2 separate regions of the Mus musculus genome follow, and region 2 is linked to region 1. Evidence: chromatin loops called from intact Hi-C (ENCODE). Cell type or tissue: heart. All regions are shown on one strand. Each heading gives the region's core, and the rest is flanking DNA. Links, peaks and the distances in the headings are about the cores only.

Evidence for each region. Peaks named below come from ENCODE experiments on the same cell type or tissue, not always from the same donor. Only the 100,000 strongest peaks of a DNase experiment are listed, where the experiment ranks them.
Region 2: a loop joins it to region 1, with 2.0 times the contacts of the local background. A loop is called at or near these places in 4 of 42 quality-filtered maps.

The regions. Positions count from the first base shown.
Region 1 is chr2:35,897,551-35,905,886 of GRCm38, forward strand. It overlaps Ttll11 (tubulin tyrosine ligase-like family, member 11), which reads right to left. Exons shown (of 10, transcript NM_029774.3): 4 at 5,020-5,595. All of the region lies in intron 2 of Gm35396 (predicted gene, 35396), which reads left to right. Among named protein-coding and RNA genes, the nearest start is that of Gm35396, 18 kb to the left of the region's middle. In heart, for the core only: no CTCF peak of the experiment used is centred there; DNase peaks (open chromatin) are centred at 1,401 and 3,541.
Region 2 is chr2:35,828,897-35,837,232 of GRCm38, forward strand. The region is part of intron 6 of Ttll11 (tubulin tyrosine ligase-like family, member 11); the gene reads right to left. Among named protein-coding and RNA genes, the nearest start is that of Gm10829, 8.4 kb to the right of the region's middle. In heart, for the core only: no CTCF peak of the experiment used is centred there; a DNase peak (open chromatin) is centred at 4,085; H3K27ac peaks cover 1,678 bases.

The DNA of each region.
Region 1 (8,336 bases), core at 226-8,225:
CCATTAATGACAGGTCCAGAGGAAGAGGCCAGGGAAGAACAACCAGTAAGGTAGCAGGGAAACAGGAGAATGTGAGACCCTTCGGTGTTTGCTGGGAAAACCCTCAATCATGCCTTGAACTCACTTGGGCATCCCCTCTGGGAGCCTTCAGTTGGACAGTTAACTCTCTCCCCTCATCTCATGTGAGCACTTGGACAGCATGATGTATACAGAGCAGGGATTATCTCTGTGAGTCTTTCACACTAACCGGAGCACCCCTTAGAGGCCCTGGCCTCGCCTTGTCCTTAGCTACATGGCCCACACCTATCTCAGGTCTCATCTCAGTGGGTACCCAGGGAATGTGATATATTGCAAAGGAAGAAAATAACATAGTCAGAGTGGACAAGGAATGCTTTACAGAGAAAGAAAGTCTTGAGCTGTACTTTGGAAGGTACTGAATATTGAAACTAGTGAATAGGAGTGAGCAGGCCAGGCTGGCAGAGACAGAGGACCAATGGTCCAACCAGGGAGGCACTGGTGACAACCTCTGGAGAGGAAGCAGATCTGGTGTGGAAGAACCAAGGTTGAGGCACAGGGGAGCTAGGCAGCTGGATTGGGATGCGACAAACACCAGGCTAAGGTCTTGGTTTCCAAACTTGATTCCAAACTTTTATCACCAATGTCCTAGTTAACATCAAAATGAGGATAGTTGCCGATTTACAGTAACTTCAAGGTTACTGTAGGTGGGTAGGTGTGATAACTGTTGTCAGAGTAATAAACACCCATATTCTCACTTATTAAGTGACTGCTGTGTATTGGGGGCTGTTTTACACAGCTCCCTCTTGCTGGAGTGTGCAACAACTCTGGGGTATGGCTACAAACAAGCTTGCTACTTATAGCTAAAAAAATCCAGACTAGAAAAGGTTGACTTGTCGAGCTCGCCAGCTACAGTTGCTGTAAGCAGGAGCTGGAAGAAGCTCAACCCAGTCCATCTGAGAGGGAAACCCCAGCCCTTGACAGCCCCTCCATCCCCCACCCCAATACACTGATTCTCAGCTTCTGCCTGGTGATGTGTATAGGCTGTGGGGTAAGAGAGAGGGTAGAGGACACAGGAAGAGGAGAATTATACTAGGCCTTAGGAAAGCTCTATCTCTAGACATCCAACAGGAGGGTCATGGCTAAAGACAAAATTAGACACGGAGAACAAGAAAACTATACAGTTCAAGCCACAAAGTGTGTTCCCTCTGTGTGTGTTTCTGCCACATGACTGTCTACACCCAGGCTGACCTTGATATTTAAGCCAGGGTCACACTGCTGCCCTCAAGACAGCAGATGTGAGGCTCTGTGGCTGGGGCTGCCTGGGCAATGACAAGGCAGAGGCTGAAATGACAGGGCAGCTGTGTTCCTCAGCAGCAGATTACAGGAAATCTGACCACAGCAGAGCCGTGCCAGCTGTTGCTTGGCCACCATGTTTTCCAAGTCATTACTGTGGTCATGGCTGGAACAGGGTCACAGTCACATGCCCCAGATGAGTGTAATTTGGTTGGCCAGGGTTTACGCTCTGTAACGCTGCCATCTGGCCAGGTCTTGCTACAAGCAAGAAAGACCTGCCCAGCTAAGAAATAACTTCCTGCACTTGTGCCGAGTCTCAACAGTATGCAAAGTGTTTCCTGTGTCATCCATGTCTCACAGGAGTTGGGTGCTGACCCTGTAAGGCAGGGGAGGAAGCTAAGTTCCTGAAGAGTTAAGTGACTTAGGACAGGTCACGTGGCAAATGGACATCAGAACCATACCATGGAAACCTCAAGGTCTGCCCGTGTGTCTAGAGCCCAGCTAACAGCATCCTGAAAGGTGATTCAGACAGAGCAAGCAGGAGTGGACTTGGCTCTGAGTAGGTTCCAAATCCTCTCCCTTACTGCGTATCCAAGGCACTCAGAGCAACAGATACCACTTGACACCTTCTTAAAGCCTCTTCACCTACATCACTTCCCAGTGTGCACACGTGCACGTGTGCACACACACATGCACGCGCACACACACACATGCACGCACGCGCGCGCGCGCGCGCACACACACACACACACACACACACACACACACAGGTGTGAGTGTGCAGAGGGAACCTAAGACACACTAGGTGGTGAGAAAGTCTCCAGTACTTACTATACCAGAAAGGGCTTCATTCCTAGCCTGTCTCATCACCCTGGAAGCGTTTAGCGTGTGGTCAAATAGTGGCAAATGGCCATGAGGTTCTGAGCCCATTTGCTAGCTGTGACCCTAACCAAAGCAGTGGCTCCTGATCTGGACTTTCAGCCCCTACAGCTGGCCCTACCCCAACCTTGGTGGCTGTTGTTGCCTGTCTACTGCAGGACACACACATAATGACCACCCGGTCCTCCTTGCTGGGCCTCTGTGGTTTGGTCATGCTTGCCTGGCCCCATGGGATGCTCTTAGAATAGCCAAACAGGCATGGCCACACTTGTCCTCAGGGATGAACCCAGGGTGTGACCCTCACTTTGTGGTGGCCTGGGTTGGGACTTCTTTGTTCTAGCACTGTCCTGAAGTCCTCCTCAGTAGCCCTTTCTAACCATCTCCTCACGGCTATTGCAAATACCTGCTTAAGAGCTGCAGGCTCAGAGAGCAGGATTGGCATAGGACCATGGATGGGACTCGATGGGACAATTACTACTTCTCACACTGTCTCAATCCCTGGCCAGAGGCTTTCACCTGATGATCCTGCTGATGGGGGCAAAATCCCTGAGTCTCTGGATCTGGAGCAACCCAGTGTGTTTGTGGGCTGGTCAGTAGGTGTCTATCTATGAGAGAGACATTGCTCTGACCCCTCTCTTCACTCTCATCCCTTACTGCCTTCAACCCTTCTAGCTGAGTCAGGAAACACCCAGATCTCCTTTGACAGAAAAAGTGATAAACTGTGTGTACTTATGTGGTGTGCACCAGTGCAAGCCAACCCATGCCACTAGCCCCAGCAATGGGCCAGACCTTTGGGCCATTGCCTGTGAAGGAGCAGGCGCTTCAGAAGGTGGGAGTCACACTGGGGCTGATATGAAGCTCGGAAGCGAGTCAGATAAGGCAGTGTCCTGTCTGGGGGGACATATATGCATGACCACATGTAGTTCTGAAAGTCGAGGAAATGGTCAACATACCATTCAGAATAGTGGTTATGTAGAGGATGGGTTGGGGAAGAGAATATGGAAGAACACACATCGGAGCTGGGCAGTGAGCTGGGTGTGATCATTACAAATATGTTCTGTGTTGTTCTATTCCTCACACATCACACACACACACACACACACACACACACACACACACACCCCACCCTCCACCCCACTCTCGTCATGCTATGCAACAATATGAAAGATTATGAGGAGAGGATCCCAGAAGTCCATCGTATCTTCTCTTGCCTGGTCTGACAGATCTGGTGACAGGAAGGGTGTGCCTCATAAGTGCCTAGTCTCCATGCCCCTGTCTTACCCCTGAGAGCTATGTTTTAAAAAGCTGTTTTACACCATACTCCATTTCCTTCCCTCTCACAAACTGGCTGGCTGCCCAAGACAGCTTTTGCTAGAGTCCCCAGGACAAGTGTCAGTGAACATAATGGACAGTTCCAGGAATAGTCTTGCCTGACATCCTGGCAATGTTTGAGGCTACAGGCCCATGCTCAGGTATTTTCTGAGCATCTCTTCTTTGGCATTTCCAACACATTACCCCTTGATCCATCTTCTCAGTCTCCTTTGTTGGTTGCCTGCCTCTTTCCATCCTCCTGTTAACTGGGGGTGTCATGGGGGTCTTGTCCATACCACCTCATGCCTTCAATCACGGCAGTGGATAACTTCCCAGTTCTTTCTCCAACCCACCAGTCTTTCCCAAATGCCAGCCCAAATATCCACCTGTATACTAACCTCTTCTTTCAACTGCCATGCAGGCATTTGCCTTCAGATCCTGGCCCTTACCTGTTAGCCCGATCCTCTACAAGTAGTCTCTATCCATCTTTCCAAGAGCCCAAGAACTCCACCCCAGGAACTCTTCTCCTCTCTGCTACCATCTCTTCTCTTTCCCCAGAGCCCCGCAGTCACCGAGTCTAGCCATCCAACATCCTCAGATGGAACTCAGCTTTTCTCTTCATGTCTATCAAGATCTTCCTATTCAGAGCCAGCATCTGCTCTTGCATGTACAGAAACATACATTAGCAATCACCTGGCAGCCAGCCTTGGCTCAATACATAACCCACTGATCATGGAACTGTGTACTTCTGAGCTGACCATGATCTGTCCCATTTATAATCCTCTGATGATGGTTGCCACTGCCCCCAAGGCTCTCCACAACGTGGGCTTGATCTACTCACCCCCACCTCATCTTTTCTCATATCCCTCCTTTGGGCCTCAAAACGTGCCCTAACCACACTGAACTTGTTTGGGTGTTCCAAACACATCAGATTTCCCTCTTACCTCCAGAGCAGCATGTCTTCACCTAGAATAGCCTGTGGTGATCCCTATCCATTCTTTCCTGCTCCATCTCTCTCTTCAACTTTCAGTGGGACTACCATGACTTCTTGCACTGAGCCAGGAATGGTGGCTTGGTCCACAACCCCATTGCACTTGGTCCATTTCCTACTTGATTCTACGACATGTAACCCTCTGTGTCAATGGCTTCTTTAATGGCTTTTCCCCACTGTGGATTCTTGGCATTGGGCAGCAGGATTCTACAACAATGCCCGACCCCCCCCCCAAGTAAGCAGTAACAGCTGTCCAGTGAACAAAGAATGTATGCATGACATATGTGCTCTCACAAGAATCTTACAGATTTATAGTTAAATGAAGGAAAGTAGCCTGCCCCAAGTCACCTAGGAAACAGAAAGTTCAAAGTTGGTCTGGGGGGGTTAACACAAAATCCCAGAGTGGCCATCACCTGTGTATCCCCACCTCTGACAATGCAATCCTACCCATCCTTCATCACATAGCCAAGGAGCCTTTCCCCAGCCCAGTCAAGGCTAAAACTCAGGGTGGCGGTTGGCATGGTTACCTGGAAGCAGGTGGGCCCCGGCCTCCCTGTTGGGATGTCTGACTGGTAGAAAACTTTGAGCTCTGGGGTCAGGGCGATGACAGTCTTAATAACTAAGGAGATGATATCAGACCAGACCTTCTTGATGTCCACACCTTTGGAAGACAGTCTACAAAGAATGCTAGAGAAAGTCCTCTTGCTGCCCGTGCTGGCGCTGTCAGAGTGGACAAACTTGCCGCTGTGGATATTCAGGGAGTAGTTGGTCAGGTGCATAAAGACATGGTGCAGATTCTGGGGGTTAGGTTCTTGATATGGCTCTGTACAAAACCTAGAGAGTCCATCTTTGGCAATATAAATCTCTAAGGGATCCAAGGACTTCAGCAAGACATACAGACGGATGTCGAACTTGAGTTTGTCGATGAGGAGGGGCTTGCGGATGTACTCCTGGACCACTGCCGGCCTGTTATGGAGGGTCCCAGTCAGGCGACCATCACAGGGATCCTTAATGAGGTAGATTCCATCACCCTGACAACCACTATCCGGTTTCACAATAAAAGTGGGCTTCCAGGAGGGGTCACCTTCTTTCACCGTTTGGACCTGGAAGGGAGGGAAAACACCGGACTGTTAGGGATGTGGCAGAGATCCCCCTTCCACAGAGATGACACTGCCTGGGGGTCCAGTGACATGAGACTTGTCCTCAGTCTTGTATTCAAGAGTGAGGTGGAAAGTGGATTAGAAAAGTTGACCTGAGTTCAAGTCACTTCACCAGTTCTTAGTTGTATTCTTAACAAGTCATGTAACTATAACAACGGCAACAGCTTAATACAATTTGTGATTACCTGTGACATGCCAGGCATTGCACTGGGCTCTTTTACACTAGTCACCTCATCAAACCCTCCCAGAAAACACGGTTGTTATGGAGGGATGCAGCCATTGTTACATATGAGAGGAAAGAGTCAGCCTGCCTGGATTCAAGCTCTGGTGGTGTCATTTACAGAGCAAATTATTTCTCTCTACCTTCAATACTTGTCAAATAGAATTAAGGGCTTTTCCCCCCTTTCTGGATCTTGTTTGTTTTGAGACAGAGCATCTTGTCCAGCCTGGCCTTGAACCTTGAACTTGTCACCCAACCATCTTCACCTCCCAAGTGCTAGGATTACAGATAAGCAAGTATCACAGCTGGCTTGTGTGGTGCTGGGCTCTGTGCATGCTAGGCAAACATCCGACCACCTGAGCAGGCTAAGGACTCAAAGAGAAAATAAACTTGTGAGTTTAACTGGGGGAGGCAGCAGCGTTGAGGCTAAATCCTGGATTGATTACCCTAGAGCCCTGTGCCTTCCTCCATATTCTTTTCAACCCTCAATGGAACAATACAAAGAAGTGACCAGCCGAGATGTACAAAGGACCAGGCACAGTAACAAACCCTGAGCTAGCACACGAGAAACAGGCTTTCTGCTTTATTATGTGTATCTCACAGACTTGGCCAATCCCTCTACCTGTCTGGACCTTTCAGGAACTAGGTTCTGTCATCTGCAGCAGCTGCTCTTTCCCAGATCTGGGCTAGCAGGACATGCCCAAGACCATCTAGGCACTTGGCCAGCCCAGATCTGGACCTGTGGTTGTGTATAATTTATGGGTACCTGATTCCTCCAGGCTATGGCTTCAAGGTATTCCCCCTGAAGCTCACATGTTGGAAACTTAACCTCTAATATGCACATGTTGATGGTATCTTAATGTAGAAACTTGGCAGGTAAAGTTGAAGAAGCCTAAGCATAGAGCGATATGACAGCACTGGTAGTTTCATAAGAAAGGGAGAGACCAGCCCTCCTGTGTGCTGGCTAGCACATTGGATGTGTCTTGTCCCATAGAAGGCCCCTCACCAGCTATCAGCATCTTGATACTGGACTTCTTAGCCTCTGGAGCTGAAAGACATACATTTCTATACTTTACAAACTCAGAAGGCCTGAGCCATCCAGACATCTTTGTTGGGGTGCTTTGGGAAGCTATGGAAGAAGGTGGGCTGAAATGCTCAGAGAAGACATGTGAAGACAGACACCTTGCTCTCTGTAGCTCCTGGCATGGAAGCTCTCTTCTGAGCCATCCCCAGGAGCAGTGCCCGACTTGCAGGAGAAGTCGATGATGGTCTGGCGCTGGCCTCCCGTCAGCCTTTGCCTTCGCTGTGCAAGCCTGACCCAGGCCACCCACTCTCTAGAATGCACTTATCTCTTTGACTGGCCTATATTTCTAGCTGAAGCTTTTGCCGATTCCTGGGTCTTGTAAAAGATCCTTAACAATGGAGGGACACTTACAGCCTTGATAATGGCTCCCATCAATTGTGTCCTCCACGTCAGCAGGATTCCAGAACAGAACTTCACAAGAGATCAATGCGGGCTCCCTCTCAGGCCCAACCTCCTCACAGCCTTTCCTGCAACAGTGACCTTGACGCTTATGTCATTATTTAATATTCATCCGAAGCATCCACACGCACAGCCTTTACAGCAAACATGGCTGCTATGGACGAACGACAGCCGTGGATCAGCAAGTGAAAAATGTCAAGTTTGCACTGGTGGGTAATTTTTCCCTCTAGAAAGCTTTTGCTAGGCCGATGATACTAACAGTTCAATATATTATCAGAGTGATATTTTCTCCTTTGAATTCAGGGTATGTGCCTTAAATAAATTAAACTACATGGTCAATAGTCTCTGTCATTCATTACAGTGTTAAATATTTCTTCCTCTCTGTGCCAGAGTCATTACAAATCAAGATTATTAATTCTAAGAGAATCGTTGAATTTTCTGAACCAAAAGGATCCTCGGAGACCGACATCATCCCATCTGCTCATAATGCAGAGGGGAGGCTGAGGCTGAGGGAAGGGGCGGGGCCCGCCTGGGGTCCCATGATTGGCTAGCGAGGCAGGTGGGGTGAGAGCCTAGGTCTTTGATCCCACCTCAGGTTCCCTGTGACAATTTTATTTTTGATAAGATAAAATGAAAGACCCGTTTTTCTGATTCCTATAGCAAAGACTTTTTGTTTTGTTTTGTTTTGATTTGTTTTGTTTTGTTTTGTTTCAAGAGAGAGTTTCTCTGTGTAGATCAGGCTGGCCTTGAACTCAGAAATCCCGCCTGCTTCTGCCTCCCAAGTGCTGGAATTAAAGGCGTGCGCCACTACTAATCAGCCAAAGACTTTAATATCTCAGCCATTACTAATATCTGGGCTCTGACCTCACCCTGAACATGGCTGTCTTGGAACTGTGTCTTTGAATCCTGAGCTGTCTGGGATACCCCAACCCCAAATCTTCAGTCTGGGTTCCTAATGTGTTCAAAAGTGCCACAGCCTGG
Region 2 (8,336 bases), core at 68-8,067, 69 kb before region 1:
AGCCCCAATTAAGTATTGTCCTTACAGGAGTTGCCTTCATCATGGTGTCTCTTTCATAGTAGTGAAATACAAACTAAGACACACCTCCTGTTCTCTCTTATAACATGTGTGAGCAGGGGACCGTGGGCCAGAGAATAAGGGTCTCCACACAGTGTCCTCTCAGGTCTCATTCAGTCTTTTATATCCAGATTAGAAAACTCGGTGGGCCTGGCCCACCACACAGAATAAGTAGTTCTTTGGAAAGATCCCACCACATGCTGATGTCACATGAGCAATGGGTGCAGATCCCTCTTCCCATCTCAACATCGTTGAGGATTCATTAAAGACAGAAGTAACTAATACTGTCCTTGTCCCACTCTGTAGTAGCTTTCTCTTCTTACCTCTTCATTTGTTTCTCCATCCAGTTACTTCTTCCGACTAGTGATAATGTTTATCATGAGCAGCAGGCAGCCACGCAGCCCATTGTTCAGGAGCTGTGGTGTAAGCCTATCACCTCCCTGTCTTGTGTCTACATGTCATCATGTTGTCTTCTTTTTATGGGTCTCTGCATACCCATTTTCTCTCCTTACTAGGACACCGGTCATGACAAGGACACTGCATTAACATCCACTTGGACTTTATTTATCCATTAAGGACTTTATTTTAACTCAGTTACCCCAATAAAGACCATATTTCCATATAAGGCCACAATATAAGTTGCAAATTAGGATTAAATCTGAATTTGGAGGCAAAGACAACATGATTCACTCACAGCATTCATTCATTCATTCAGTCAGTCATTCTTCCAATTATAATGGAGAACAGAGATTCCAGACATTGATTTGGGTAGAGACAAATTAGATCAACCACAGAAGACTTCATACCTGAAGGCAGTATTGCCAGACAGATCAGCTGACACAACACAGGATAAGCCAGAGGGGTCACAGGGATGGGGAGGACTCGTGGCTCACAGAGAGTATCATGGAAAGTTTCCTAGAGGAGTAAGAGCTGCATGCCAGGCAGGTGGGAAGACAGGAATGCACAGACTCCAGGCAAAGGACCCTGCAAAAGGGAACTGATAGGGGTGCAGGAGGGAAGGTGTGTTTTAGAAGTTCAGGTGATAGGGATGGAGCCTAAGGCATGTGGAAGGGCAATGGGAACAGGGAAGAAGGTCCTGGCAAATACTCCCCACAGGAGCAGAGACATAGCTTGTCTCAGAACTCAGGTACCCAAGAACCTCCCCTTCTGTGTGGAACAGTCTGAAGAAACAGGAGCCAGAGAGAGTCCAGACATGGAAGCTCACCTACTAAGGTCAATGTCCGCATGGGAAACAAGGGCCACCAAGAGCCTTTCAAGCCCTACATATTCTCACTTTACCGACCCTCTAATAAGTGTGCTGAATTGGCTTTCAGATACACTGAAAATTAGAAGGGAGGGGACAGGATATCACAGGCACATGATTTGCAGAGGAGGAAGAAACAGCTTCTAGCCAGAAAACAGAAAAGTAAGAAGAAAATAATCACTCGCAAAAGTCACGCTCTTCGAAGACACTGACAGAGAGCAGTCCCAAACCAGGTTGCGGAATCATCATTCAGACAAAAAGCCCCAAGATGGGTGTGGTGGCGTACACTTGTCCTCCCAGTGCTGAGAAGATGGGTGTAAAGGATGGGATGGAGCCCAGCCTGGATTGCATGGGAAGCCTCTGAAAGAAGAGAGCAGGGAAGAGAGAAAGGGAGGAAGGATGGAAGGGAAAGGAGGAGAAGGAAGAGTAGCAAACTCATGGAATGAGTAAATCTAGTAAGTAAAGATGCTTAGACACGTACACACAAGACCATTTAAAAAACAGAAAATACAAGGGCTCTCAAGTGTTTCTAACAATCAAAGACTCACCATGATGCTAAAAGCCAGTCTTGACCAAACTGAAAGTGCTCATGGATCTGCAGTTGACTGTTGGAAGGTGCTATAGTAATTGCTTAGACCCAACTGTCTTTTGAAAAAGAGAATCCCAGTGTAGGGAAGGGACTTTCCCAGAACCATGGGAAACGAGAGGAACAGAGTCAAAGAGCTGGGCCCAGGTCCTCTGGACCACCCATTCTAGATCATCTGGGAATGGCAGGCTTAGAGGTAGGTCCAAAGTACAGGCTGAGAAGGTTCCAAACACTAAGCTCTAGGTCGTGCCTCATCCTCCAGTGTGAGACCCAGGGCCATATGACCATTCCTGGTTTGTGTGGTTATACTCATTTGAATGGCTCTACAAGCCAGGTGGGGATTACCATGTGATGCACTGGTGCCTGGGACACTAGAGAAGAGAGGAAGAGACATGTCAGGTCCTGGTTGCTAGCAATGACTGCTAGCAACATCCCAGAGCCCTTTGCTGCTGGCCCAACAGTCAGTGAGATTTCCTAAGAGAGACTCTGAGTGGTAAGCAATACAGACAGGATTCTTTCCATGTGCATGCAAAGCCTCAGAGGGGGCTGGCTACATTGCCTACACAATAGAAATTTCAGATACAAAATCAGTACCACATGGTCTCTGTGCTTTGCAGATGCTGAACCTCACTCATAGCAGGTGTCCTGGGGCAGGGGTGGCAGTCAGGGGTGGGGTGGGGTGGAACAACACTTCGCTATTTGGTTTCTGCAAATGCAATTTGGTAAGTCTCTTGCATCATGGTTTTCCCTTGTTGAGAACATCTGGTATTTAGCTCTCACTGGGGCTTATCTACGGCGAGCTTCCAAACACTTCTCTATGTAACATTCTGCCACCCTGTATGTTGGCTTTAGAACCTTCCAGAGCCTTCACAGCTTCCTGTCAGATGAGTGTGGCAGTTTAGAAAGTGGTGCTACCATCACTGTGACTGCAGATAAGAGACCAACCCCAGCCACTTTCTTTAACACACATTTGTCCTCACCACAAAGGGCTGAGGGCTCCCGGAGAGAGTGACACTGAGCTGTCAAGACAGAAATGTTTGCGGAAAACATCTTTTCTGTCCACCCCCTTTTTCTAAAATAATACTTGCCTTATAAGTATTCTAACTATTTCTCTTATAAATGAGCATGTTTTGGGTTACATAGGAAAGAGCCTAGACATCTTTGATTGTCTCGGATATAATGACTGTTTTGATTAACGAGGCAACTTTACAATAGGAAAGAGGCAAACCACAAAATAAAACTCTGGCTAGCGCGTCTTGGTATTTCTGAAGAACGTGTGCCAGACTTGGTTGAGATCCTGAAATGGTCGCATGGGGCTGTGTTTTGTAATGAGGAGGGGAGCAGGTTTTTAAACCAAAAGATAGGTCCTAATTTGTGTATGACAGTAGGACCCTGTGTCCTCAACTCTACCCCTAGGTTCCCCTCAGCTCTACAGTTCAGCCAAAGCAAGCAAGTTCCTTCTGTAAGGGACATTGTCTGGTCTAGGGAAATATGGTACTGGACTCTGAGACTCACTGAAGAATCGTTCAGAACACTTCAGGTCATGTCCTCCAGGGATGTTTGCACATACCAAGAGATGTTCAACCCTCCAGGTTTTCTTCCTGTCCCCCTCACCAGGTGACAATATCATGCTGCTTACAATCCTCCAGTTCCCAGTCACCACGGTGTTCTCGTGTTCTCGCTGCCTTTCTGAGCAGAAGGCTGCTCAGAACTCCTCTCTCTGACCCACAGGCCAAGAAAAGCCTTGCTGTCACTGAGATCTAGATCTCTTCTGGGTCCACAAAGTGGTGGATATCCAGTGACTTTCTTAATTACGTGTATGCTTTAGGTGGGATAAGTTTCAGGCCTTTCTGTGACCTCCTCTGATTACCACGATGATGTTATGGGCAAGAAGTTATTTTCTTTATTTGGTAAACTAGGGATTTGAGGCTCAGAGAAATTAGTAAGATATGCCCAAGATTACAGGCAGAAAACAAAATAAAGAGCCAGGATTCGAGGCTAGCTGTCTCTGCCTCCCATGGTCTTCCTACCGTGCTCTGTAGACTTGGCTGAATTCCTTCCGTGTGTGTAATGTTTGATAAAGACTACATTGAACTGTGACCCGCCGGTCGCCCATTCTGCACTCATCCGGCTCAGCCCAGACAAGCAAGCAGGAGCAGGGGAAGCTTGCCTTCCAGGGCTCGTGATGATTTGTGGCGGGTGGCGTTCCTTCTCTCTTGTTTTTCTTGTGCTTTCCACAGTGTGGGGCCCAGCAGTAAGAATCTGGGAATCTTGCCTCTGAGTTCTGTTTTCTTGGACCAGTCTGACAAGTGATGGAAGTGCTTAGGGACCAGACCCGGCTGAATGAATGACTTCTATAAACTGTCCAGATCCTGCATTGGTGAGAGGACCAGGAGGTGAAGCCAAACCACACAGTCTACCACTGTCTCCTGCACCCTCATCTCTGCCACTTATCAGAGAAAACATAGAGCAGACACTATCTCTTTGAAGGGGTTTGAGTCCTAGAAAATATGAGCTAAATTTTAAGTACAATTTTAATTTTAATGAAAGCTTCAGGGAGTGCTGTTTGTTTGTGTTGCTTATCTTTCATACCTGGTGATTAAGTTAATTTATGCTTAATGGAAGAGGGTATCTCTAATCCCCAGACAGACTGAACATCTGTCTAGGACTGTGTTTCTGGAAGCCGTGAGCTGCTAGAGATGGATGCAATGAGACCAGGGCGTTGCTGAATAGACACCCGAAGGCTGTGCAAGGAGGACCAGGGACATCATCATGTCTGCCCAGTGCTTGTGCTGAAACCAAATCAACGTTCTGAGCATCTCGTCTGTCACTCCTTCAGTATCCTGCCTCCCGCTCTTTCATGTTATTCCCTGGATGGAGCTATGGAAAGGAAGTTGGGCTGCCGGGTATAGATCTACCATTAAAGCTAGCTACTCCCAAACCCCTCCCACATCTGTGCGTGTCTGCAGTCCCAGACGCTCCCACTTGCATGCACTCTCAGCTGGCTCTCCCAGGTCTGGAGGGAGCAATCATTCTCCTGCTTTACATTTTGGGAAACAAAGCCTCCAAAGGCTGAAGTAGCTTGCCTCAGAAACACAGCTTCTAAGCACCAAAGCTAGTATTGATCCAAATTCAGTCTGTTCTTGTTTTTACTCCCATAATAATGGATCAAACCACTTTGTCATGTGCTCTTGTAAATAAGGCTTCATTGGAACACAGCCACGTATATTTAAGCATTGTCTATAGTTACATTTCACATTGCAATGGCTGTCTCTTTGCTTCATGGCCACAATGATGTGAGTAGCTTTCTCTCTCACCACACCCTTCTCCCATAACTTTTCTGTCTCGTCACAGGTAGAAAAGCAATGTAGCTAGCCAACCACTGATTGAGACTTCTGAGACCATGAGCCAACTAAATTCTTCTTGTCTCTTCAACTATTCTATTACAGTGACAAGCTCATGACTAACACACCATCCCCACAGTGGCTCCATCATACAAGGGACCTGGGACAGAATGTGTGACTTATTCCCTCTCTAACACGTCAATCTCCCTGTAAACGATCCTTCCTCTCAGTCACAGAGCAGATGGCTGCTGGCAGAGGCATAGGATGGGCTGCACCACACATGAGACTAAATGTTCACACACCACAGTGAAGTGAAAAACACAAAAGGTGTGTGTGTGTGTGTGTGCGCGTGCGTGCTCGCGCACGCTCGCTGGTGTGAACATATGGAGATCATGCCTTTATGAAACCATGCTGACAACATTAAGTTCAATCATGTGAAATTGCAGACATTTTGACACATGGAAGTCCCAATTTCACATTTAATTGGTGATAATTGGTATTTAGGAATTATCACTACATGGAGACATAAAATGTTGGCAACTTTCTTCATGTTAGCTCCTGTGTGTGTGTGTGTGTGTGTGTGTGTGTGTGTGCATGCACGCATGAGTATGTATGTGTGCATATTTACTTATCTTCTACAAGCAGCAGCTGGCCCCAAACACCCTCATAAATTTTGGCAGTAGCAATCAAAATTTAAAATCACCTATTCTTTGACCTAACAATTTTTTTTCTAAGGATCCAGCCTGCAGATGGATAGGCAGCAGGGTCTTCCTGGCAGAGTGAACAAAATGTGAGACAGTGGAACGTCAGTTCCCATAATCAGGGGGTTGGTTATGAAGAGAATGAGAGGTCCTCAGATTCCAATGGCAAGCAGCAAAGGACAGCTCTGGATCTGCTCAGGTGGAGGCATGCCCTGACTGTCCTGGAGAACATCAAGCTCAAGTCTGAGAATGACAGACATATCATTCAGTAAAGAGTGGGCTCCTGCGTGTCTCTGAAGGTTTAAGGACTGAAATAAAGGGCTTGGGAAGCAGCAAGCAAGTAGAGAACAGTGGACTTTCATGGGGAAGTGGGGTCTTGGTTGACTTATACAGTGACGCTCAGGTGATGGAGTTCCTGCCTGGCTGAGGTAGCCCAGAGGCTGAGCCCTGGCACAACATCCACCAGGTAGCCCACACACTTACAATCCCAGTGCCAGGGGCTTTGGAGCTCTAGGACAGGAACAAGTTAGAGAACAGCCTGGAACATGAGACCCATCTCAAAAAAAAAAAAAAAAAAAAAACAACTTTAGTGGATAAATCATTCGCATTATTGATGATGGAGAAGCCTACTACTTTTACAATATTTTCAAATAAAGCAGTAAATGAAGGCAGCTTTGGTAAGCAGTGGGTAACTATGCACAGCATAACCAACAAGCAAAATTCATATTGGTTCTGGGATTCTGACCAGGTGTTCAGAGCAGGTGTTCTCTAAGCTAAGCCTTAGAAGAGTTGGGGAAAGAGCAAAGAAGTATGGTACCCCCTCTCCAAAGGGACCCTGAGCTTATTAGAGCTCTCAGGATGGCTAACACATTAGGGTTTGTTTTGCAGCTTGTGACATTCTGGTGGTTGTAAAAATTCTTATAGAACCAGATTTTCAGTTAAGATTCATATTACTTTATTCAAACAAATGCACTCCGCTCCACCCACTACCCCAGCATCATCTCTTACTTGGAGACTGGGGAGGACTTCACATTAAGGCTAGGGAGCTAGGGAGCAGCTGTAGACATGACCGATAGTTCACTCTGATCCCTTTCCTTTGCCTGGCAGAAATCAAACTCATCCAGGTTCCATGAGAGGCTGGCTCCAGCTCAGACTTGCTCAGGAACAGGTTGCTGTGGGTCCAGTGTTATTGGCAATACTAATTTATGGTTGGGACTGTGACTCAAATCTGGATAGTGTGATGTGTTGGAAAACCTACTAAGGTGTCTTTGCTATTTTTATTTTTATTTTTTAAATGAGAAAAGGTCTCATGTAATCCAGGATACACTTGAACAAGTGATGCCCCTGCTCTCACCTCCCAAGTGCTAGGGTTACGAGTGTACACCAGTACCATATCTGATTCCATCTTCACTCTTTAAGGATAGCATTTTAAAAAATACTAATTATTTTGTTACTTTTAAAAAATAAAAATCACTTTATCATAAAGAACGTATAAAAGAAAGAAAGAAAGAAAGAAAGAAAGAAAGAAAGAAAGAAAGAAAGGAAGGAAGGAAGGAAGAAAGAAAGAAAGGAAGGAAGAAAGAAAGAAAGGAAGGCCAAACACCACACAGGTAGATTAACACAACCATTCCAACTAGCACCTACCAGACCCAAAGACTATACATCTTGATGAACTTGTCTAGGGTTAGAATGGCCATTCTGAAGCTATGGTGCCTCACTCAAGGCTCCACATTATCACTACCAGTTATAGTCTTGTGTACTTATCCAACATGCCCCACCCTCTGACACACACACACACACACACACACACACACACACACACAAACCAAGACTGCCATGATAGAGTTAAAACTAGAAACACAACTGTTTTATACCTTCCTTCTGAAAGAAAATTAAAATTCAAGGTCCATGACTTATGCGGCTTGCTAGTTAGGAGGGCTTTTGGGCCTAAGACAAAGAACAGAGGCTGTAAAGTCATCCCAGGAATCAACTAGCCATAAAGATAGGGAAGACATACAAGAATGTCCGGACTGTCCCGGCGCCTCCCTATCTCCTGCCTTTCTGACATGGGTTAAATGTTAACCAGATGCTCTGCAGTTACCTCGATCTGCACATACAGTTTGCTGATGTTTACACTGTCCAATTGTGTGAAGCCACGCCAATTCCTCCCCTACCCCCACTCTTTTCCTATATAAACCCCTAACTTTTGAGCCTCATCGTCGACACCTTTGTCTCCTGCTTGAGATATGTGTTGGTCCGGAGCTCCATCATTAAACTACCTCGTGTGTTTTCATCAAGACAGTCTCTTGTGATTCTTTGGGTGTGCGCTATCTCATGACTTGGGTGGGAGTATCCCCACGGAGGTCTTTCACTTCAACACTTGT